Regions from separate parts of the Homo sapiens genome. Here region 2 is linked to region 1. The links are chromatin loops, found by intact Hi-C in ENCODE. Cell type or tissue: psoas muscle. All regions are shown on one strand. Links, peaks and the distances in the headings refer to the core of each region. The heading gives the core; the rest is flanking DNA.

Region 1 (7,982 bases), core at 2,037-7,036:
TGTACAGCCTAGTGCACATCTGCCCCCTGCTCAGGAAGGCCCTGCCCCTATCTGAGGATTGTCCCCAGCCAAATGCCATGTCACCTCCAAGCCAGCCCAGCCCCTGCAAGCCCCAAACTCACGTCCAGGTCTCTGCTCACCTCCGGCTTGTGTGGCCAGTGGTGCCTCCCCAGCGCTCCCTCCTCCTCCAGGAGGAGCCACGGTGGAATCTGTGGCGGTGCGGGCACAGCACCTCTCAGGAAGGCTGCCATGCTTCCACTAACCTGGCTAATACTTCATTACTGTTTTGTCAGTCCCATCGGCAACCCCAGAAGGTGTACCTGGGAACTCTTACTAAAGCTGGTCTTCCTAGCCATGCCCGCACCGCTGATGCTGTGCATACTTACAGATAAGGCAGGGCCACTGCGATGTATGTGTCTACCCCTCCTGCCAGCTGAGCTGCCTCTCAATGTGGCTACCTCCTCCAGGAGCCCTCCCTGGGGTCCCTAGCTGCTGCCTCTCTGCACCCTCTCTCTTTTCTTTCTCCTCTCTCTGCAAGCCTCTTCCTGCCCCCTCACGCAGAGCTCTATCCCAACCACAGCTTTTCTAAAACCCTCTTGCCAGGGGGCCTTATAAGTGCTTCCACTCTTCTGTCTAATAACTTGAAATTCCACCAAGGCTAGAGCTCAAGTTTAACCACATCTAACTGCCACTGAACACAGCAACAAACACAGAGACAATGGTGTTTGTTCCTGCTCTGCCGGCACCTCAGTGACTCCCAAGTCACTCCCCAGAAATTATAGCCACCTCTCGGGTTCTGGCTGTGCCCTCCCTGTCTTGACCTTGGTCCGGACTTGGAGACACATTCACTGAAAGCCGTTTAAAATGAGTCCTGTCTCTCTCCACCTGACTCAGACTTCAATACCCTTCTAACCTTGTTTGCTGTACCCTTTTCAGTTTGGAGATCAAGTCTGGACAGAGAAGATGGAGGCCCAATGGGAACGGGCAGGCTCCACTTCTTCTCCCCGCAGAGCTGGGATGCTCTTCTTGCTCTCTCTCCTCCCCTCGTGTCCACAGACCTATGCTTGTCATCTTCAGCACTGACCCCTCCGCACGCACTGGAATAGGCTGCCACAGCTCTCTCTGCTCCCCTCTATGGTGGATGGGGGCCCAGCCCGGAAGCTGCTAAGCAGTGCACTTCAGTAATGAAAATGAACATCCTGCTAAGCCCTACAGGCGTTCCTGCAACTTGTTCTGACACTGTTCCCAGAGGCCTGTGGCACTGTGGGGAGAGTGTCCCTCCCCTCCTGGCCACCTCGCAGCTGCATCTGATGTCTGATGGCAAATGGAGGCCAGTCCATTTGAAGGGCTGGGCTAACCGCAAGAGGAAGGGAGATTCCTTGTCCATTACCTTTGGACTGATGGCCCTAAGGCCTTCCCTTCTTATCCCTGTAGCCATGAAAAACAATGTGTACAGTCAGAGAGGGGATGGGCCCAGGTTAATTCTTCTGCCTCTGGGAGAGAAGGGCCAGGACCTGGAGAGACAGAGCAGACCTACGGTGGCCTGACAAGTCCTGGCTCTGGACCCCTGCAGGAGAAGGGGGCCCTAAGGCTGGTGTGGGAGGTGAACTTCCCACCACTTCTGTCTGCCGGTCCATTCTGCAGGACGCATCCCTGCCCACTGTCCTGACTAGCCACTACCCGGCCACTGCTCCCTGGGTTACACAGACTTCAGGCCCAGCAACTTTTTCTTTTTTCTCTTCCCCATCTTTGACTTAGTCGGCATGCCTCCCCACTGATACTCTTCATCACACCCGCTATCATTCAGGGCACAAGGTTTTGTGCTTTGCTACTTCCTTGGGTACAGAATTTCTTCTCCCTCCCGTAACCCATCCACCAGGCTCTGAGTTATAGCTACCTTTTCAGAATCTGTTTTTTCCTGGTTTAGTTTTGGGAACTTTTCTCCCCATCTTATCGAGGCTGGAGAGCAGGACAGTGTCCCTTGAGCAGAGAGTGGCTGGCGACTGTAACGGTCCATGGTGCCTGGGAGTGGAGGCTGAGCATAGGCACTGAGGCCCCGGGAAGGCTGCTCGGGGCCCCGCCAGCATCAGCTCTGTGGCTGACACTCTAGGACCTGGCTGCAGCCAGAGACACAGCCAGACAGCGCTCCTAAGTGCCACTCAGGACACCATTTCCATGGGACAGTTCATTCTGGGATCCTAATAACCAATCTTCAAGTGAACTTTTTGAAAAAGACGCTTTTGTCATCAGGGGACTACTTGCATTTGGATGACTTGTTCAAATAAATGTTGGTTTAAAATAATGCTACCTTTCCAAACAATGCCACTTCTTTCTTAAAATTTTTGTTTTTACTAAACCTTATATTTGAAAAAAAAAAGATGACAGAAACCTATAAAACTGACCCTTCAAAGAATTAACATCACAAAGCACATGAAGACCCCAGCACACAGAGGCGCACGCACACCCCAGCACAGAGAGGCGCATGCAAACCCCAGCACACAGAGGCTCACGCACAGGCACATGCACAAATGCGGTCTTTAGAGGACTCTCAGTTGCGACTGTCCTTCAGCAGCAGATCAGGACATATGCTCTTGGGCAAAGAGCTGTCATCTACCACCCGCAGGTGTACAAGGGGAGGGGAGGTATCTTCCTGGATGCAGGTCCCGTTGTGCAGGAAACTGAGAGTCTCAGTGGATTCAGGCTGCAGGAGGCTTCAGGATTCTATACAGGTATTCACTGCTGTACTGCAACTCTTCATTCAAATCCTCCCCAGGAAAGACAGCTTAAACAAATCTAAAGCTACCCCACGTAAAACAGAGCAACCGCTGGGAAAGCAGCCAAGGAAGGGAAACAGAATGTATTTAATATCAAAGGACAAGGCTCTCAGATTTATTTGGTTGATCTCAAATTGAATGTAATTTTACTGTGCTTAAAAGAAAAAAAATCCTAATATTCTTCCTCTAGAAGGTCATAATGCTACACCATGAAAGAAAAGACGAGGACAAGGCCAGGATTACAAACAAATAGATCCATTTCAATTACAAAGGCCCATAAATTATGTTTTATTATTTGTCACTGGATATGTGGTATCACAGGAAATTTTCTTCACCTGTGAGAAACCGTCTCTTGAAATAGGGAATCCCACACATCCATGATTAAGGACAAAAAAACCAGGAAATCCAAAGAAGTGATAAAAAGCTATTTAAAAGAAAACCTAAGAAAATATCAGATGTTATAGAGGAAATAGTTTTCATTTGTTTAAAATTATCTGTGCTATCAAAACAACTAAAAATATACCACAAAACAGTATCAAATTGATAAAGTGCAATAAATCTTCATGTATGAATCATCCTATATCTCTTCTTCAAATTTGAAATGAAAATTCTTCATTTTTCGTTATATGTTGTACTACCTAACCATAATAAATTTAGCCTATTGTACATGGTCTTGACCAATCTTCTTTTTCATCCTAAATATCAGTAATAATATCAAAGTGAATCTACTGCCCAGAATCCCAGCCAACAGATGAAAAAGACAGAAGGAGAGAAAGACAGCATCTGTTAACCAGTGACTACTTGGTCTGCTACTTCATACAAGACCTTGTCCACACCATACCATAACCATGTCAAATATGAGGGTTTCTGCTTTACAAGTTAGGAAACTAAGGCACAGAAGTTAAACTTATCCAACATATCACAGCTGTAAGACGATGGAACCACAACTCAAACCCAGGTCCTAATTATGCCCAGTCTGTGTTCCCTCCACTGCACCCGACAACTCACTTTTAAGTGGGGAAAATTGAAGCGAAACACCAAAAAGCAACCCTGCATGCCTGTGCAGTTCTCAGCTGCCCAGCCCCCTTTCAGGTGGCAGTGCCAGTCCTGTCTCCACCCTGGAGTGACTGAGTCTCTGACTTTGAGAGCAGGTGTTCCTGTCTCTGAAACACTGGCATCACCTGTTGTTGGACTCAGAAGGAACTGTGGACATCATCTCTCCAGGTGTGAAAATCTTTCCATTACAGTCCCTAATGTCCAGCCACAGCTGAAGAGGTGCTGAGCATGGGGAGCCCCCCGTTTCAAAAGGCAGCTGTTTCACTGGACAGCGAGAACTGTTGGTGGGGGCTTCCTCAGATAAAAACAAACGCTGCTTCCTGAATGGGCACGGTGGCTCACGCCTATGATCCCAGCACTTTGGGAGGCCAAGGAATAGGGATCACTTGGGCTCAGGAGTTTGAGATCAGCCTGGGGAACATAGCGAGATGCTGTCTCTGCAAAAAATTTTAAAAATGTGTCTGGCATAGTGGCACATACCCGTAGTCCTAGCTGTGTGGGAGGCTGAAGCAGGAGGACTGCTTAAGCCCAGGACTTTGAGGCTGCAGTGAGCTATGATTGCACTACTGCACTCCAACCTGGGTTGGTGAGACCCTGTCTCAAAACAACAACAGAAACAAAAAAATGCTTCCCTCTAATTTCTGCTCAAATAAAAGAAACAGAAGTCTCAAATAAAAAGAGAAAAAAAGTCTTCAGCCTCTTTTATATGGTAGCCTTTCAAATATTCAGACATCATGATCCCACTTCCCCTTGGAAGCCCTTCTGTAAAAACATCCACAGTTACTGCACATGTTCCTCATCGGACACTGCTTCCGCTTCCTCAAAATCTGAGTCACTGTCAGCCGGACTAACTCTAGTTTATCAGCATCCCTGAACACTCTGTGCTCTGAAGAGAACTAAACACTTCAGCTATGGGGTGGGAGCCCAGAGAACACTGGATGTCACGTGACTGCTTCTAGACACTGTATTTCGACTAATAAAGCTTAAGATAACTATTTTTAAACAGCTCCATTACATTTCTGGCTACTGATCTCAGCCCTTGGTCTCCACTTTCTTGCTTGTTGGAACAGGAGAAGGACAATGAAGATTTTTTAATGTTGGCTAGAGTAAGAAAATAGGCCCCCTGTGGAAGATAAAATGGCAACTAATATTAAAAAATGCATGCATTGCCATTGACCCTGCAATTTCACTTTTAGGAATTCATTTCAAGAAAATAATCATGGACTTAAACAAAGATTTACCTCTCAGGATACTGGCTGGAACCCCTCTTTATGTCCCACAACAAAAAATAAGTTCAATGAGCCGATGGCGGTCGAGATGTTGCTGCCATTAAAATGCTATAGGAGATGTTTATGGATGTGAAAAGGAGTTCCCGATATATCGCCCAAGCAGAGATGGTACACCACAGTGCTGTATTTGTAAAAATCTAGCTGTAAGCAGATGGTAGGGAACTGCCCATAGAAAAAGGCCCCGTTTCAGGAGAGAAGAGAGAGGAGGGTGGCCCCCGATCAGGGAGTCAGAGCCCAGAGGGGGCTCTGAAAGAGAGATGGGCGTGTGTGGAGAGACGTCTCAGCAAATCCCCCAAATCTACTGAAATGCTAGTCACCTTGTGGATGACCTGAATTTTCATAGAAATTCACGAAAAGATTGAACTTTGAATGTGGGATAAAACTCAGGACCTGTTGTCAGAGAGGCCAGATGCTTCAGGAGCATTTGGTCCCAGGAGCCAACTCTAAGAAACTGTGCAAGGCCTGAGGCTTCAAGTGCGTGGGTCTTGGCGCATCCCATGCAGAGGAGACCCCTTCGTCTCAGCTATGGGGGCAGCACACCCACCTGGGTATACGCCCAGGGCAAGTATGGAGGAACACGCAGTGGGAGAGGAATGGTGGTTGTTTCTGGATGGTAGAATTATGTATGAATATAATTTTCTTATTTTTGCTTATCTGAATTTCTAAAACGTACAATACACACATTGCTTGCTTTTTAAAAGATGCTTCCCTAAAGACACTGACAGCCACTTATTTTCCTTATGACAACACTGTGCAGATCACTGGCCTCAGGCCTGGCTCATGAAGAACTACGTAGACTTCGCTCCCCACAAGTGTCACACGGTTCCACCTCACACGACATGTATCACAGGGCACATGGTTCACAGAGACACAGGAAGGGAATTCTGACCCACAACATGGGTGAACCTGGAGGAGTTATGCTAAGTGAACAAGCCAGAAATAAAGGACAAGTACTGTAAGGCTGCACTCATATGAGGGACCCAGAGGAACCAAATTCATAGAAACAGGAATACCAGGGCCTGGGAGAGGGAGGAATGGGACATTGGTACTACATGGGTACAGTTTCCATTTTGCAAGATGAAAACAGCTCTAATTGATGGTGGTGATGACTGCACAACACTGTGAATGCGCTTAATGCCACGGACCTGTATGCTTAACAACGCTTAAAATGGCAACTTTAGTGTTACGCATCTTTTACCACAATTAAAAAGATAAATGCACAATGCCAGAACCCATTAAGTCACCTAGAAAAACAAAGGGTCGGGGAACACTCCTCTCTGATGCTGCAGCAATGCTGAACAAATAACACAAGTGGTTTATCTCATCTTTCTTCCGGCAGGTGGGAAGTAGAAAAGCTAAAACGTCTCTGTTAGGATCAGTGGCAATTCACACCCTGGATTTAAGTTCTCTTAACACATTTCATCATTCCCATTTCATTCATCTTTACGTGAACATTAGCAATTTCTGTTCTGAGAAATCCACTGTCTGGGGTAACTGAACCAACAGCACATCGGGGAGGGGTGGCTGTGATGAAGACACAGCCCAGGACCAGGATGGGGAGGGGGCTCAAGGAGAATCCAGACGGCCTTAGGACTCTCCTTTCTGAACTCTCTCCCTACCCTCGTCTCTCCTAAGCCTCAGCCCTTTACACAAGGTTACTAAGGAATACAAGAATGACACTAAGGTCTCATAAAGGCAAAGAGAAAATCTGCTCCAAAAGGCCACGTTGACCAAAGGGTGAGAGATCTCCAACAAGAACCTCATCAACAGCTGTCCTCAGAGGCAGACCTCGGCCTTCTAGCCCCTACAGCTGCCCCTGCTCCTCTTCCGGCCCCACTCCTCTACTGGCCCCTGCTCCTCTTCCGGCCCCCGCTCCTTTGCCAGTCCTTCTGCCAGCTGGCTGGCTGGTCAGATTCAGAGACAATTACAGGGAGAAACTTATTTTTCAATCCAGAAGTTTTTCCACACCAAGGGGAAAAAATGACATTCTTCTCTATCAGATAGATTTCCAAAATACAAAATATTGACTAATATACATACTCTATTTGAAGACAATATTTTAAAAACCAACACTGAAAAAAAAAATTCAGTGGTTCCAAGTAGAAAGCATGATGCTGAAATAGAAGCAAGGGTCACAGAGTTTATGGGCAAAAACTCATCCACAGTAGACCTGAAATGTGGTATGAGGGTGGGGGGAACTACAGAGATATATTTTTACAGCATGTAAAAGAAAATAAAATTGGTGATTCCAATCTGAGAATAGAGATTAAAGGGAAATGGTAAGACACAGTTAACAGAATCAAAGAGTTTTAGAGCAAGAATGTATCTAAATTTTACAGACAAGGAAAACAAAACCCAAATACTCCTTAACTTGTCTAAGGCCACAGGACTGGTGGCACAGCTGAGCCTAGAGCTCCCGGCCATCATCCTTGTTCCGAACCCAGATCCCGTGCTCCCAGGTTATTGTTCTTGCCCCCATTCCATGACTTCCAGCTGGGACTGCCACTTGGGTGGTATACTTTATACAAATTCCAGATTCTTCCCCAAAGTACGATGAACCAAGGCAAGAAATAGAGTTAAAACAATAATCTGGGTTTTTGTGACCACGGCAGCCCCAAGAGTGGTAGTCTCCAAAGTGGGGCCACATAAGACAATCTTCTGGGGCAAAGAAAGAAAATGACAGACATTGTCAAGTATTTTCCTCATCCTTTATAATAGCTTATTTTAAATACACTTTATGATACAAACAGGAGGCAGGGAAATACTGGGTAGGAGAGAGTGGTCCCTAGCAAACGCCACACCCTCAAGCCTGGAACCGTAGGGCCCAAAGTGAGAACATGCATTTCTGTTTTCCTGCCCGAAT
Region 2 (7,982 bases), core at 1,387-6,386, 340 kb after region 1:
ATGGCTCATGATCTCTGTCTTTTTGTATCTTTCCTACATATGTATTTAATGGGCATTTATGGGATGCCAGGCCCTTTACATACATTATTTCATCTAAACTGGACCAGAAGAGCGGCCTAGGAAGTGAGAACTCGTGAGGTCAGCACTTTGCCAGTTTTTGCAACCTCCTAGGCCTCCTCTTGCTGAGGCAGCCACCACCTCAGAGAAGGGTGCCTGGGAAACACATAGTCCACACTGACTTTATTCCTTTGGACTATGGTGGCACCAGAGCCCATCTGTAAAGGACACAGCTCTGGAGCTTGACAAACATCAAATATGAATTAGCTACATGTCCTTGAACAAGTCTTTTACCCTCCCTAAACCTCCATTTCTCCCCTGTGAAATGCAGATATGAATATCTACTTTATGAGGACTAATTTGGTTCTCAGAAACAGACACTCACTTGGAGACGAATGTGGGTTACATAGGAAGTTCCTGGGGCCCAAGGCAGAGCTAGTGGGGGCCGTGGGGGAGACAGACGGCCCCCAGACCCAGTGCCTATAACTCTCAACACCTCCCCAAGCCCTTCTCTGTGTTCCAGCTTCCAGAGGCCTCCGTTTACCCTGCTACGATGCTCTGAGGCACACATGATAGGACCTGAGCTCTGAGTCTCTCAGGGCAAATGACCAAAGAAAAGGGTCTGGTTGGCCCCACTTGGGCATACCCGGGTCCAATGGGCTCTGGCCACAAGCTAAGCATGACCTACAAACAGGAACGGTGGATGAGGGCTGGCAGGGGCAGTGCTCAGAGCATCTGAAACATCACTTCAGAGGACTGTCAAATGCATTGATTGAAATCATGTAAAACACCATGCAGGGTGCATGGCACTCAATGGGGTGGGGAGGGGGAATTATCGCTGGACCAGACTTAGTACAGCTCAGGTCTAGTCATGACAGAGGCAGTGAGTGTGTCATCAGCATGCATTATGCCATTTGGTGACATTTTTAAATTAAAAAAATAGTCAACTTTATTTACGTGTAATTTGTGTACAGTAAGCTGCGTTCATTTTAAGTATACAATTTGGGCTGGGCACAGTGGCTCAGGCCAATAATCCCAGCACTCCAGGGCATTGTGTAGGAGGATCCTTAAGGCCACGAGTTCGTTCAAGACCAGCCTGGACAACATTACAAGACCCTATCACTAAAAAAAAAGGTAAACAAAATTTGAAAAAAATAATAATAAAGTATACAGTTTGATGAGCTTTGATATCACTGTCCTGGCAAAGACATAGACTGTGCAGAATCACCCCAGAAAGTTCCCTCCTGACCCACACACTTTACCTCCCTCTCCACCCCCTGGCTCAAGCAACCACCAACCTGCTTTCCGTCACAACAATTTCATTTGAAATGTCTAGAATGTTCTACAAAGGGAACCGCATCAGAAGTATTCCTGTGTCTGGCTTTCACTCAGGCTGATCATTTTGAGATTCACCCCTGTTGCTGTGTGTCAGAAGTTGGTTCCCCTTTCTTCAACAGAGTAGTGTTGCCTGTACCACTGACCCCTCATTGGCCCACCAGTCCTGGCTGGTGAATGCTCTTCACGTAAGGGGTGAGGTCAGCACCAGGCAGATGATCAACACAGCAGCCCTGCTTCATCCGGCTGCCTGACACCCTCTGGGGAAGTCAGACGTGAAGCAGCTCTGTGCCTAGCTCCTTGTTCCATGACAGCCACAGTAAGCGATACTGGAGAAATGCAGGCCCAGAGGGCATGGGCGCCTGAGGGCCAGTAGCCTTGAGGGAGGAACATTTGTGCCAAGGTAGAAAAGAGGTGTTTCTTTGACGAAGATGCCAGAAAAGGCCCTGGTGTGGAGCGGTGCCCTGGTGAAGGCTCCGAGGCCAGGAGGGGATCCTGGGAGGGAGACAGGGGCTGGATGGTTCGGCTTGGTCAGGTGTCTGGAATTATCCCAGCGACAGAAGAGTTTCAAGCAGATGAGTGGTGTGATTAGGTTAGCTGTTTACCAAGGCCCCTGGCCTTGGTCTGAAGAATGGACCTCAGAGCCAATGGTGAATGTGGGAGATGGACGAGGAGCTTTGCCACAATCCAGATCAGAGCCAGGGGTGGCATGAATCACCCTGAGGACCTAAGGCAAAGATCAGGAGACGGCAGGCTCCTGGGGACATAAAATGTACTTCAGTTTAGGGACCTGGGGTCCCATAGCCAGGCATAGGAGAGAGACCTGGGTGCTGGGAGGAAGACTGTCTGGCGGCACTCCCTGAGCTCCACTTGCTGGATGTGGCCTTCCTAGCAAAAGACAGTTGCTCTGTCTGGAAGCCCTGCTCTGAACCCAAATCCCCAGTTGGGTCTGGGGCGGGAGCTGGGTGTCCTGCCCAGCTCTGCAACCCTCCTGAAGATCAGCTCTTGCATCCCAGGCCCCTGGGCACCAGTGTGAGTCTTTCTGGGAATCCACAGGGCTCTGGACTCCTCTGAGGCTCTGGCCTCCCCGTGAAGGTGTCCAAAGAGGCTCCGTGTCCCTAAGGGCTTCCCCTCCACCCAGATCCAAGGCTGCAGGCCCCTTGGAGAAGCTTCAATCAGGTGGCCTCTCTCTTGGTCACAGGAGTCTCTTCCTGTCCTTAACATTTGTTAAAGCCCCTCTGTTCTCTTACTCCTGTTCTGTTGCTCCAGCCAGACTGCTCCCCTCTGCTGACGCTTGCCTGTGGGCCCGTCCTCAAGCTGCACCACTGGGCACTGCCTTTGGGATGTTTTGGCCCCACACCCAGTATCCCACTCACTGCTGGCCTTTCTCTAAGCCCCAGAACCTCTACAGCCTCATGGGGCCAGAAGGGGAGGGAGGACAGGGATCTCTCATTGCCACCTGCTTCACCCTCTGTAGGGTGCCCTGGCACCAGGCTTACCTGAACTGTTGTTGATGGGTCTGCCTCACCCTGATGCCTGGCCCTGCTCTGTCCCACTGCCCTGGGACAGAGGACAAGGACATCCTTTGTAGTCCCCATGTCCCTCTAGCCCGTTGGTCACTGCTTCCTGCCCTCCTGCTCCTCTGCTGAGCCCTACTGTTCTTCCTTCTGGAGGATCCCAGATTCCAGTTCTAACCAAAAGCATACCCCATCAGACAGCCATACCTGTGAAGATAACGAGTCCTGGGTCACATAGAAACTTAACACTCTCCAGCCAGGTGCAGTGGCTCCCTGCTGTGATCCCAGCACTTTGGGAGGCCAAAGCAGGAGGATCACTTGAGGCCAGGAGTTTGAGAGCAGCCTGGGCAATATAGTGAGACCCCCATCTCTACAAAAAATATTGTTTAAAATTAGCTGGTCATGATGATGGGTACCTGTAATCCCAGCACTTTGGGAAGGTCGCTTGAAGGCAAGAGTTTGAGACCAGCCTGGGCAGTAAAGCAAGACTCTACCTCTACAAAAAAAATTTTAAAATGTAGCCAGGCATGCTGGCATGCACCTGTAGTCCCACCTACACCAGAAGCTGAGCTGGGAGTATCACTAGAGCCCAAGAGCTTAATGCTGTGGTGAACTATGATTGTGCCACTGCACTTCAGCCTGGGTGACAGAGCAAGACCTGTCTCAAAAAATAAAAAAGAAAGAAAGAAACTTACTCTGTGTGGTGATGTTGGACGTGAATCAGGTGTTAGGGAAAGACTGTATTCACACTCGGTTTCCTTTTGCCAGTAATTCTACATAATTCCCAGTTTCATGATGTACTTCTTATGGAATTTCACTTGAATGGCTTAAAATTATGTACTTAATTACCTACAGCTCCATTTGCCGTGATCAATGGTTCAGTCCTGCTAAGGTGACACCTGGCAGCAGTCATTTACAGTAAGCTGGCAGGGGCTAAGTGGGAAGGCCAGTTCATTCCATTTGTTCACATCGTCTATCGAAGATGCAAAATGTTTTTTTTTTAATGAAATATCTTAGACAGACCAACACCTCAGGCCAAGGAAGCTACATTTCACCAGGTGCTCAAGAGCTAAACGATCCCCAAGGTCCCTAGAAGCTGTACCATACCACCATTCCACTGCAGCCATAAGTGGCCCTGTGTCCTCTAGGGGCAGTATTTCCAACAAATTGCCTTGATTTTTTTTGTTCTTCTGCCAGCAAGACGCTTATGCCTGTCTACTTAATTATGTTTAATGCTTCTAGCTAAACTGACTTGTTTGAAGGGGAAGAGACTAATTCGCACACCAATGCAAATAGAACGAACATGAATAGATTATGGGAGAAGGAGGGAAGTATTTATTGTTTATCAAAACAGCAATGCAGACTCCTCATTGTGCACATGAAAGTCTACTGATATTTGTACTTTATGTTTATACAGTACCTAACCATGTGCAAGAGCTTCCACATACATGACCTCATCATATCAAGAGTTCTTCAATGATACGACTTTCATTCCTGTGCCAAGTCAAAGAGTTTCAGACAAAGTCAAGAGACCCTCTTGCTTCTACCTGTGGCTCTAAGACAACCTTGATTCAAACCTTGGTAAGTCTTTTCCACTTTGTGCCTCCAAAAACAAATAGTTGAATCTCACTCCCCATTTCCCATGGGGCAAGAGGCTAGTGAAGCATGAGGAATTTACTGGATACTCTTTGGAAGAAGGGAATTAGGACCTAGGTTGTGGCCTCATTACCTTAGATCCCAAGCATGCTAGTAGGCCTGCAGTTGTGTTACTCAGACTTATGGTGGGGTTTCAGAATCTGAGACTTTTAAAATAGGAAAAGAATATTACTTTTCCCTATTACCATTTAGAAGTAACTGAAGCTATTTTCCACTGACTTCACTAAAAATGCCACTACTGGGCTAAAAACAAGCAGAAAGTGTTTGATTCTGATGGAAAATCCTTTCCAAATTAATAGAATGCAACCAAGGGGTGTACCTAGAGTGGTGCATTCCAGGATGATCAAGCTGGGAAGAATCAAGGAGATCACCTTGCCCGATGCTCCCATTTTACAGATGGGCAAACTAAAGCCCAGAAATCGCAGTCTGAGGTCCTCCGGCAAGTGTGACAGAGCCAGGGCTAGAATGCAGACCTCCTGACTCCCAGGCCTGGGTTCTTTCCACCACCTGCGCTTCTCAGATGGGACACCCACTCCCAGGAGGCACCTGGTGGTGAACCCAGCCCATGCAGGGCCATGGGCCACATGTGCTGTAACTTCTGGATCAACAATTCTACTTGATGTGTTTTAGGACTAACACTGTGCAAAACATACAGCAATCTCTCATTGAGTAGAATGAAAAACTCCCATAAATTTTCACGTGACACAAATTTCTACAAATGCATGTTGGCCACATGGTAGGTCACCGTGTGCTGAACCCCCAGGTGCCAGACTGGAACGGAGATGTTTGGTTAGGACAACTTATATGGAGAACTTGGAGAGGCGCTGCACTTTACCATTCAACATCAGAACACCACCACTGCCACTCTAAGAAATGGAAGGTCATGCCTCGTTGAACCTTCCTTTTTGTTCAAGAAGACTAGAAAGGTGGGTGAAAAAAGTCTTTCCTATACCTTTTCTAAAGCATTCCTGCAACAGATTTGATGCTGGTTTGCACTGTCAAAGCAGCATTCAACAGGGCAAAGGGATGCTCTCGAAGGATACTCCTGCCATGGGGCTGCCAGAAAGAAACAGAGCAGTGACCCTACCCAAGCCCACACGTCCTGGTCCCATCCCTGTAGGAGGCCAAAGATGTTCCCCAACAGATTTGCCTTGGTCATTCTGCTGCTCCTGAACCCTGGGACCTGTAACAGAAACCCTTTTCTCCATCTCCACATAGAATTCCTGAGGGGTACTGGGGGTGAAATGAGAGGATGACCAAATAATTTAGCTTACTCTGATAAAACTTTTCAGGGAAACTGGCATGTTCAATGCAAGTCAGCAAGGTTGTATGTTTTAAATTAAGCACCTTGGGACCAGGCAAAGTGGCTCAAACCTGTAATCCCAGCACTTTCAGAGGCCCAGGAGGGCAGATCGCCTGAGGTCAGGGGTTCGAGACCAGCTTGACCAACATGATGAAACCCCATCTCTACTAAAAATACAAAAATGAGCTGGGCATGGTGGTGGACGCCTGTAATCTCAGCTACTCAGCAGGCTGAAGCAGGAGAATTGCTTGAGCCCGTGAGGCAGAGGTTGCAGTGAACCGAGATTACGCCCTTGCACTCCCGCCTGGGTGACAGAGCAAGACTCTGTCTCAAAAAAACAACAACAACAAAAAAAATTAAGCACCTTGGGAAACTCTGCATATGTGTCATCAGCCACCATGAGGGTCCAAAGCTTCCTTTATGTCATATTCATGACGAGTTTGTTCATTTAAACACCACAAGGCTCTGAATAACACAGTGGATAAAAACTGTGTGAGGAAAGAAAATATACCTGTGAGGAGGAGAAAAATAACAGGGCAGAAAGAGGAGGGGTGACACCGGGCCGTTAAGCATTCATTGGCATTTGGTGACTGGCACAGAGAGAATGCACTGTGCAGGGAGCCTGGTGCCCCATGGAAAGTTCCCGAAGCAGAGGCAGCCACAGTGCTTAGAATATGGCTGCTCGGTATTTCCACAGCATCTAGAACATCTTCCCTTAGAAAAGCCTTCCTCTGTCTTCAAGTGGAGGCACACGCTATGCATTTTTTTGTTTGCTTGTTTTTTTTTATTATACTTTAAGTTTTAGGGTACATGTTGTAAATGACAAGCTACGCAGTTTTAACTTCCTCTTGGAGACAAGGGGATTATTATGTTCCCTCTGCCTGGGGCAGCCTTCGCTGCCATAAACACACCTGGCCCCCACCTTCTCAGGTGTTTGCTCAGCAAGGCCTCCGGTCATCAACTTCTTTAAAATCAATCCCCATTCCTGGCCCCTGGCATTCTTCTACTCACTCACCTGCCTTATTTTTCTCTTGAACACTAATCATTGTCTATTACTATATATTTAGTCGTTTATATTTTTAATGTCTTGTCTTCCCCCATTAAGACTCCATGAGAGCAGAGATTGTGGTCTCTTTTGTTTACTGGATTTCCAATGCCTAGAACAGAGCCTGCCACATAGGCTGTATTTGAAAATTTTCATTTCTGATAGTGCCTTTCAGTACAAACACCTAAAGCTGCTGGGGGAGACATCTCAAACATTCTTTTGAACGCCTGACTAAGATGATAGCAACAAGCACAATCCTGAGAGCATCAGAAATGAGGTTTTTTTCTGAGACTCCATGCTGATCCCTGGGGGCTGAGATCAGGTTCAGAAGATGATGGGGTGATACGGGTTTAGAAGTAGCCAGGTGTCTGGTCAGGGTGGGAGATCACGTCAGAAACCCTTCGAGAAAGTCATCATTCCTGTAAGGTAACACATCCCCATGGGTGAACTAGGGCACAGCCCATCCTGCAGAGGGAGGCAGAGGGAATAACTGCCTGTTTTTGCCTTGGTTCTGAAATAGCAATCCCTCAATCAATCAATCAATCACATACCTTCTGAAAATTCCTAGCCACTCACCCACACTCATTCAGATCTGGAGTCTGAATTCCCACTCTATGAATGGCCTCAAAACTTCCAAGACAAATATCTACATAAAGTAATCCCAAGTTGGCGCTTCCCCAGATCTTGGCAAAGGAAAGTGTCAATTCCCAATTCTCTCTGCAAAACACAACTCTAAGAAGTACAAGGGACTTGAGCTCCCAGTCAAAAGTCACTAAATATATGAGGAAGTAAGTCACCATGAGAAAGTCAGCAGAAGCTACAAACCACAAAATAAGTACTGCAAAAACAACAGGTATGGCAATCATCAGATACAGAAAAAAAAAAATCTATTATTACATTTAAAGAAATACCAGGGAATTTCAGAAAAATATCTAAGTGAAGAACAAAAGACTATAAAATCACTAGGTAGATCCTAAAAGTACCAAGCAAAACTTCTAAAAAGGGAAAATATAATTGATATTAGAAACTCAATGAATGACTTAAATAACGTATCAGATTCAAAGAGAAA

What was found. A loop is a pair of places that touch in the nucleus more often than their neighbours do. Peaks named below come from ENCODE experiments on the same cell type or tissue, not always from the same donor. Only the 100,000 strongest peaks of a DNase experiment are listed, where the experiment ranks them.
Region 2: a loop joins it to region 1, with 2.0 times the contacts of the local background. A loop is called at or near these places in 2 of 110 quality-filtered maps.

Annotation. Positions count from the first base shown.
Region 1 is chr1:230,187,983-230,195,964 of GRCh38, reverse strand. The region is part of intron 2 of GALNT2 (polypeptide N-acetylgalactosaminyltransferase 2); the gene reads right to left. Among named protein-coding and RNA genes, the nearest start is that of GALNT2, 120 kb to the right of the region's middle. In psoas muscle, for the core only: no CTCF peak of the experiment used is centred there; a DNase peak (open chromatin) is centred at 4,754; H3K27ac peaks cover 942 bases.
Region 2 is chr1:229,845,333-229,853,314 of GRCh38, reverse strand. It overlaps LOC105373162 (a long non-coding RNA gene), which reads left to right. Exons shown (of 4, transcript XR_001737830.1): 2 at 4,327-4,490; 3 at 5,306-5,491. Among named protein-coding and RNA genes, the nearest start is that of LINC01682, 36 kb to the left of the region's middle. In psoas muscle, for the core only: a CTCF peak has its summit at 4,057; no DNase peak of the experiment used is centred there.